Linked DNA regions of Homo sapiens: region 2 is linked to region 1. The links are chromatin loops, found by intact Hi-C in ENCODE. Cell type or tissue: heart right ventricle. All regions are shown on one strand. Each heading gives the region's core, and the rest is flanking DNA. Links, peaks and the distances in the headings are about the cores only.

Region 1 (4,588 bases), core at 940-3,439:
GCCATTTACTCTTCCTTTCTTACTGAATGGGGTAAGAAATGTCCTCTTTCTGTCAGTGTGAAAGCTGCTATTAAGAAAAAAATGATCTGAAGGAAACGATTTTCACCTTTTATGTGGAAGCAAAAGCATCAAGGTACAATTTAGGTATTTACCATACAAAATCTACAATTTAGAAAAGATAAATTTTGACCTTATTTTAATTCTTTGTCTTTTAAATTGTAGAGTTTGGATTACTCCTAAAAATGTAAATGATGATTCCACTAAGTTAGACCCATTCTGCCTTTCAGCACATGCTCCTGCTTGAGTTTCAACATTAAATTCTCATGCATCTATTTGCTTGAGGGTTGGAATAGATTTTAGGAAGAACATTTGAAGGCTCAAAAATGATTTCATTGCAATCTCTTTGTCTTCTGGCCTCCTCTGTTTATCTCATTTCTCCCTTCCCTTCCTTGCTTGTTTTCAGGTTCCTTTATTGCTTCTCTTCTACAAATCCTCACCCTTCCACACACTTTCACCCCCAAGTGGGGCACCTGTCCTATGGGGCCCCCAGGAATGGAAAGACTTGAGCCCAGTGCCCCCACTTGGCTTCACCAGCCTTCCCTAAGTGGGCCCTTGGCCAGGGATTTTCCTGGGATTATGGTGGCACTGGAAATAGAAAAATGGGTGACATAAGGGAAGATGCTATTGGTGACAGGGCCTGAGCACTGAGTGAAGAGATGGGAGAGATTTACAGTTGACTCTGAGTTTGTAAGCCTGAGAAATGGGAGCATGGAGGATCATTTGAGAGAAGGAGAGATGAGAAGGATGAGGAGAGAATGCAAGAGGATGGGAGGATGTTTGGAAAAACATTGTGATAAAATGCATATGCTCATGGAGAATGGCATGACGGTTGTCCTATTAGCTTGAGTCACCTGCATGTCTTGTGGGAATGAAGGGGGCAGCAGAAAAAGGGAGCCATCCAGGCTTGATTCCTGGGACCTGTGGGGAAGCCCAGTGGGGGTGCTGATGACATTAAAGTTTTAGTCCCTAGACAACAGAGGATGGTAGGAAATTGGTGAACATAGGCTTTGTTCCAGAAATTATTCTAGAAAAGTTGATGTAAATGCAAACTTTGATAATGGTACTGTATTAGTTTGTTCTCACGCTGCTATTAAAGACATACCCAAGCCTAGGTAATTTATAAAGGAAAGAGGTTTTCTTATTTTCACAGTTCAGCATGGCTGAGGAGGCTTCAGGAAACTAACAGTCATGGCAGAAGGGGAAGCAAACACGTCCTTCTTCACATAGAGGCAGCAAGGAGAAGTGGTGAGCAAAAGTGGGAAAAGTTCCTCATGAGAGCTCACTCACTGTCAGGAGATCAGCAGCATGGGGGTAACCACCCTCAGGATTCAATTACCTCCCACTGGGTCCCTCCCACAACACGTGGGGATTATGGGAACTACAATTCAAGGTGAGATTTGGGTGGCGACACAGCCAGACCATATCAGGTACCATGTGAACTATGAGAGTTCTATTTTACAAAGGAGAAAACTGATGCTCATAAGTAACTTGCCCAATATCACATGGCTATCAAGTGTTAGAACTAGAATTTGAAAATAAATATGACTAACTGACAAGTTTCTGCCCTTTTAAAGAAGCTATGTTCCTTATCTGGGAGGTCCTGGGCACTTGGTTGGAGACAGATAGGGCCTCTTGGCATGGGTAGGCATGAGGCTTTGTCACTTTGCACCTCCTGTCCCCACACCAACCCACCCTCCACCAGGAGCAGCAGCAGCACCAATGTTGTAGTGTGACAGGTCCCCACCAGGCTGCTTAAGGGCATTTGTCCATATGTCCATGGCTTGGACCCTGAAGGCCAGGTGGTGAGCCAAGGCCATGGTACCCAGACAAGGAGCAGGTGTTCATTCCTGAGAACTCAAACATACTGAAGTGTACCTGGTAATATACCAAGAAAAATAGTCCTATCACACACACACACACACACGGCAAAGAGCCAGAAAATTAGCTTAAAAGCAACTTAAAGACAGCAGGCAGTGGGGATCTCTAGAGCTGTCTTGCTGCCACCCAGGAGAGCCCTGGATGTAGGTCCCAATAAACTCATTTACTTATCAAGCTGGACTTGATGGAGTCATTCTTTGGTCTCTTGGCTCCTTCCCAGTTTGCAGGGGATGTTACCATCCCAAGTTCTTCCTGTAACAAATATGCATTCAGAATGGCTCTCTGAATGGCATGTGACTATGCAATTTATACAAGCTGGGGAGTTAGCCATGAAGAGACCAAGTGGTACATTTCTTTAATGAAATCACACACGACTAGGATCAGTGTTATATGCTAGCTCTGGTTCTCTCTGAATGATGTCCAAGGACTCTGCCTGAACTTGTTAGTGAAAGATGAGCCAAAGACAGGGAGGGAATGAGTCAGGGAGCGTACATCCACTTCCCACAAGGCTTCCATCAATGGCACCATGCATGGGACTGTAAGATTGAGCCAACTTGCTGAGATAAAAAATAACTTCATCGTGATCCCTTAGGAGACAGGACTAAAAATAGAGATGCCCTCTGTGGCTTGAATGAGAAGTGCCTGGAGAAGGAAAGGCACCAGCATGCCTGGTGGGGGTTGCTTCTCTGTGCATCTTCATGTAAAACATCAGGGGCTTCCAGTTTTCTGACCCTTTAAGGAGTTTTTTGACCCTTACTCTCACAAGGTAGGTGGTATTTTTTTGTTTTGTTTTACAAATGTGGAAACAGAGGCAGAATTGTTACATGGTTATGTTAGAGTAGGTAGGTAGGCAGGCATAAGCAGGGCAGAAGAGGGCCCCCCTCCAACCCAGGAATGTCAGGCGAACATCAGGTGATGGGTCAGGTGGTTGTTAAATTGTCTCTCTAAAATAATAATTGGTCTCAGCCAGTGTCAGGGAAAGGCAGCCTCACAATAGATAGAAAACACCTGAAGCTGATGATCAACAGCTTCCCAATAAGATCTCAGGAGTTGGGTGGATGGGCTCAAGCATGTGCACTAAGAGGCAAAATGATGGAGTTTGATGGTGTATTACCTTTATCTAGGAACACTTGACTGGTAAGGGAAGAACACCTCTAGTGAGCATGTGCACAACTTCGGTAAACACACTGTGCATGCAGCCCCTCCAAAGTGCTGGCAGGCCACTGTGCATGTGGAGAGCCCACCCCAGTGGAAGAATCAGGGGAGAAAAGATGTTGATATGGTTAGGCTTTGTGTCCCCACCCAAATCTCATCTTGAATTGTAATCCCCATAATCTCCACATTTCAAGGAGAGACCTGGTAGGAGGTGATTGGATCATGGGAGTAGAGTCCCCCATGCTGTTCTGGTGATTGTGAGTAGTTCTCATGAGAGCTGATGGTTTTATAAGTGTTTGACAGTTCCTCCTTCATACACTCACTCTCTCTTGCCTGCCACCATGTAAGACATGCCTCTTCAATTTCCACCTTGATTGTAAGTTTCCTGAGGCCTCCTCAGCTATGTGGAATGGTGAGTCAATTAAACCTCTTTTCCTTATAAATTACCCAATGTTGGGCAGTTCTTTATAGCAGTGTGAGAATGGACTAATACACATGTCAATGTATAAAACCCCAAGTCAAAGGTCAAACAGCACACTTGAATCTCTCAAGTCACCCGCTTGGCCCTCTTCCAAGTATACTTTACTTTCTTTCTTTCCTGCTCTAAAACTTTTTAATAAACTTGCACTTCTGCTCTATAACTTTCCTTGGTCTCTCACTCTGCCTTATGTCCCCTGGTCAAATTCTTTCTTCTGAGGAGGTAAGAACTGAGTTGCTGCAGACCTGTATGGATTCACCATTGCTAACATACTTTGATGCCATGACTCAGATGCATTCCCTATTGGGAAGACATCTCCATACCTCACCTGCTTTGGATGGATGCATTCAACCCCCTTTCGTGGGTTCCCTCTCCCCTTTCACTCTCCTGCTTACTAACCAACCCCCAAAATGATTCCTCTTGGCCACAGTGGTTCTGCTCCCCCTGACTGATCTCTCAGCTCACTCTGATGGGTGGCCTACTGGGTGGGGAAGGACCTTGGAGTCTGCACTGAGTAGACCTGAGACACTAATGGCCCTCCTGGACAGGAGACTCACGAGAGTGGTAGGGTTAAAGCTTAAGACATGCAATGTCTGGGGTTTCCTCTGCCCTTTCAACTAAAATCAGCTCTTTTCCAAGACCCTGCACCATCTACTCTCCTGTTTTCTCTGTGTGTGTTCTGAAATGGCCTTGTGCATCCATGGGACCATTTGCTTGCAGGAGGCAAGTCTGCCTTTTCTCTGCTTTCAATTCACATGCTGTGTGACTTCCTTCTTTGCCCTAAACACACTCCCTGTTATTCACGCATCCATGGCTCTTGCTATGTTTGCATAGCAGCAAAAAAAATGGGCTCCCTAGTGGATGTCTGTTGGCTCACTGCTGGGACAGACTCTAATTGGAACCCCAGCTCTGCCAACTCCTTATGACTTATCATACACTTTGCTTGTCATCTGTGTTACACTGCTGGGCCTAGCTTTTGAAACAGTTTGTCCACCTGCATTTGTCCTCATTCTGTGG
Region 2 (4,588 bases), core at 828-3,327, 84 kb after region 1:
GAGAGGCCAGCTCTCCTGCATCTGCTCGTATGGGCAGTTGGCAGAGAGAAGGGCAATGCTGACCTTAAACCAAGGTCAGGAAGGGTCTGTCGATAGGGTGGAGCCACCTGGCCTTTACTAATGTAGGAAAAGCTTTTCACACTATCCTCTGACTGGTTCTCTCGGCAGCATTTAGAGTGAGCACTGTGAGCCGGGACGTGCTCTGGGTGCTCTCGCTGCTCCCAGCAGAAGGGTTCAGCCCGAGGTGCAAGGTCAGATGAGCGGATTCCATGGTGTGCACGGCAGCGAGGCATGAGGGCAGTGCGGAGAGGAGCAACATGTCTCAATGTTAGGAGAAAAGAGAAATTCCTTCAAAGGGGTCATTGGCATCAGGAAGAGAGTATGGACCAATTCACAAAGAATACATTTCCCAAATAGAATTCCAAGCATTAAAAATGTATTGGGTATGCCTGTAATCCCAGCACTTTGGGAGGCTAAGGTGGGCGGATCACCTGAGGTCAGGAGTTTGAGACCAACCTGGCCAACATGGCAAAACCCCATCTCTCCTAAAAATACAAAAATTAGTAGGGCATGGTGGCGTGCACCTGTAATCCCAGCTACTTGGGAGGCTGAGGCATGAGAATCGCTTGAACCCAGGAGGCAGAGGTTGCAGTGAGCTGAGATCGTGCCACTGCACTCCAGCCTGAGAGATAGTGCAAGACTCTGTCTCCAAAAAAAAAAAAAAAAAAAAAAAAATGTATTGGGGAAAAAACAGCCATGTAAGACCTCAGGCCTTAAGGAAAGGGTGATGGCCAGTGCTTAAAGGAAAGAGAGAGCCTCAGTGCCCAGAAGGCGAGTTAAGGACCTACAGAAACTGGTGTTTCGTGTGGCCTGCTCTCTAAGGATATGGCAGAAAGGCAGATTAAGGGGTATAGTATCAAAAGGGAGGAAGCACCACAGTTGAACTGAGTCCCTGATACTATGGTCCAGGACTCTGAGATTTCACTCTCCAAGGACAGGATTAGACCCTCGGTCTGAGGCTGAAGGTTAAGTGCTTCCACCGGCAAAGAGCGAATGGTTGCTGGGGTATTGAGCCAAGAACAGCCACAGCGAAGGTTCACAGTGAGTGAGTGATACCGCTGGGAATCAGCCAGAAACAAAGCACCACCATAAAGAATATCACTTATAAGGATAGGACTTTCCTGTCCATTTAGGAATCACTGTCCTGGAAAACTCAGTTCCGTTCGTGTTGCCTTTGCGTTGGCCAGTCAGCGGTGCCAGCTGGAAGATACATAGACGAAGCTCAGTGGTGTGGATCAGGCAGGGTTAAGCACTGACAACAAAGTCATGGTAGGGAGACCACATGGAAAATGTGACCAGAGAAAAGATCCAGGAGAAAAAGTGTCTTGCTTGGTACAGGCATCTAAGACAGCTGGATTTTTCTTGAGTCTTTTTGGATCCTGTGGTCAGCAGAGTAACCTGATACATCTTGGGTGGCGGTTAACTATTTGTTTCAACTTGGTGGGGCCACAGTCCCCAGACATTTGGTCATTCTTGTGGGTGTGCTTTGAGGGTGTTTTTGGGAGAGATTAACATTTGGACAAGCAGACTGAGTAAAGCAGGTTGTCTTCCTTAATGTGGAAGGACTTCATTCAATCAGTTGCCTGAACAGAACAAAAGGTTGACCCTTCCCCTAGTAAAAGAGAATTCTCCCTGCCTGGTGGCCTTCAAACTGGGGCATCAGCTCTTCCTTTTTCTACAGCAGCTGCTGCTCTTCAGACTCAGACTGGATCATTGACTCTGCAGATTGTGAACTTGCCAGCCTCTATCTATCATCTCTCTATGTTTCTGCCTGTGTGTCTGTCTGTGTGTCTGTCTACCTACCTACCTACCTACCTATCTCTCCTGTTGCTTTCTGTTCCCCTGGAGAGCCCTGACTAACACATCTTATTATAGGATTAGTCAGAACTCCCAACAATTTTGCCTGGTGAAGTCTGCTCAACAGCTGCCAGGTTCCAAGGTCAAGCGTCCAAAAAGGGAGAGGGAACCAGCCAGAAGCTGTATCATTTTAAGACCTGACCTTGGAAGTCATTCAGGGTTCCTTCTACCAGCTTCTCTCATTAGAAGTGAGTCACTAAGATGACCTGTATTCAAAGAAAGGGAAATTAGAGCGCCTTGTTAATGGAAGAAATATAAAAAATTTGCAGACATGTTTTCAAAGCACCATTTTCCACTCTCTGGCCATAATTTATTTACATTTCTCCCACTCTCTTACCTCCCCTCAAGATCCCACGTCTTATCTGTTGTGGGATCAGACTCACAATCTTGTCAACTGAGTAGGTCCAAGTGCAGGTCAGGTGAGTGAACTGCTGAAGATGTGAACAAAAGAAACAAATCACCCAGTTCTCCCACTCTAGAAATCCTAAGAGCACTGAGGGAAGGAACTGTATCTCTTTTTAGCCCCCATGGTGCTTAGCACAAAAAATAGTGAAGGTTGTTAAGACATCATCTTGCATTTTTTCTAAAGCAATAAACATAAATAAATAAAACATCTACATCCCTCCTTTCTGTTCCCAAGTACAGAAGTCGCCCCCTCCAATCCATTGTTTCACTTTCCTCAGTTTCTGTTACCTGCAGTTCACCATGATCTGAAAATGTTAAAATATTTTCAGAGATAAAGCAGCTATATTCACATAACTTTTATCAAAGTAGGTTGTTATATTTGTTTTATTATTATTTATTATTTTGAATCTCTTAACTGTGCCTAACTTGTAAATTAAACTTTATTATAGGTATGTATAAGAAAAACAGCATATAGAGAGTTTGGTACTGTCTGCAGTTTGAGGCAACCACTGGGGGTCTAGGAACATCTCCCATTTGGATAAGAGGTAAGTACTGTAATAGAATTCCTTGCCTTTGAAGGTCAGAGGTTGCAACAGTGGACACTGCAGGACCTCAGAGAGTGAGCAAACACTTGTGCTCTGTGCACATTGCAGACATGTTTTCAAAGCACCATTTTCCACTCTCTGGCCACAAATTATTTACATCTCTCCCACTCTCTTACCTCAGTCAGCACTCACAGGGGGAGGGCTTTACAGCTCAACCAGAGAGCACTAAACCCTCTTAACTTTCCAAATGACTGTAGCAATTTCACCTTGCTCCTGGGCCCTGCCCAGCCAAGGTTTCTCTACATTTGGGATTTAAAACCAATTGGAAAATCAAAGTAGTAGCTTTGTATAAGGGGTCCCCAGCTACTCTGTTGGCTACTTTTACAGCCAAATCAATCATGGTTAATAAACTGAGATACTGAGAGGGTGGAGACACTGTCTTCAACTGGAACCTTGTTCTGACTCCATGACCAGGGATGCCTAGGAATAAAAGAAATTAGTCTCCTCCTCTCCCCCACAGTCTTCCATTTCTTGCCCATATTTCCACTAAATGTTTCAGAGTGCCCACACATGCATACTCCTACGAGAGAAGCTTGGGCTGTGTGCTTTTCCCCACCGTGCTATGAAAGTCAGACCATGTGTGCTAAGTACAGGAGCTGAGAAAATCCTATAAACAGAGTCCTAATATAGGGTTAACAACATTCCACCTCTAGGTCAGAAATTTTATGTAGACCAATAAGAAAGCACAGAGAATATGTACATTGATTTACCGTTTACGATTATTGGCTACCATGTATTGGGTGCCCTTGAAGAGCTGGATACTATCCTAAGCATTTTATATATTTTATTCATATTCTTCAGACCTTTGCAATGTAGCTGTGCGGATGTGGGACTTAAAGCATGGAAAAGTTAAATAGCTTGCCTAAATTTTGCACAGCTGGGATGTGAATGCAATCTCTCTTGAGTGCACTTCTCAGCTTGCCATGTAAAATTACTGACATCCATTTGACCTGGTTGTGCCTGTCACCTTTGCAGCCCTCTGTGTAGTATTCCCAACTCTCCATGAAGTTATCAATTTGCTAAAAATAATTTCTGTGGCTGATGGATTTTTAATGTAGCGTGCTGTCTCAGGCCCCTCCCTAGAAGTTTATGGCCAAGAAACTGAGCGGTGGGGAGGCTTTTGGAGCTCCTGCTAATGTTAGCAGACTGTAGGGCTGAGGCTACCACTGGTCTGATTTCTGCCTCTTCTTATTTTTAATGAGGTCAAGGGCATCCACTGGCAAAGGGGAGGGGGCTGTCTCTCCCGACAGTGTCTGGGTACCTGGAGCTCTCTGTTGACCACTCTTGTTTCTTTTGCGTCTCACACACAGCCTGAGGTCAGAGGCAGAGACATTACTCATAACTAATTCTTGTAGCGTACATCATTTAGACTTGGTTACCCCCAAATTAATGAAGAGAGAGGAAAAACCTCTTTGTCTTTCAAATACCACCTGTTCTTCACGTCCAAAAGACCATTTCCTCACTAGATTCTGTGAAGTGGGCCTTGCCTCTAAGGGGGTTGTGGACAGGCAGAGAGAGCAAACTCGACTCTGAGACACAAAGTAGCAGAGGGGGTTGTCCTGTATCTCAGACTGGACACAAAACTGGCTCTAGAGACAGTTTGGACTTGGAATTACCCCAAGAGAGAAATGGTTAGGAGACTCTGGTCATGCAGAACGTAG

The links. A loop is a pair of places that touch in the nucleus more often than their neighbours do. Peaks named below come from ENCODE experiments on the same cell type or tissue, not always from the same donor. Only the 100,000 strongest peaks of a DNase experiment are listed, where the experiment ranks them.
Region 2: it touches region 1 in a loop (31-fold over the local background); 3 of 110 quality-filtered maps call a loop at or near these places.

What each region holds. Positions count from the first base shown.
Region 1 is chr7:153,387,027-153,391,614 of GRCh38, forward strand. It overlaps LOC105375577 (a long non-coding RNA gene), which reads left to right and starts at 2,134. Exons shown (of 3, transcript XR_928187.3): 1 at 2,134-2,704. In heart right ventricle, for the core only: no CTCF peak of the experiment used is centred there; no DNase peak of the experiment used is centred there.
Region 2 is chr7:153,471,453-153,476,040 of GRCh38, forward strand. No RefSeq gene overlaps it. Among named protein-coding and RNA genes, the nearest start is that of LINC01287, 62 kb to the left of the region's middle. In heart right ventricle, for the core only: no CTCF peak of the experiment used is centred there; no DNase peak of the experiment used is centred there; H3K27ac peaks cover 631 bases.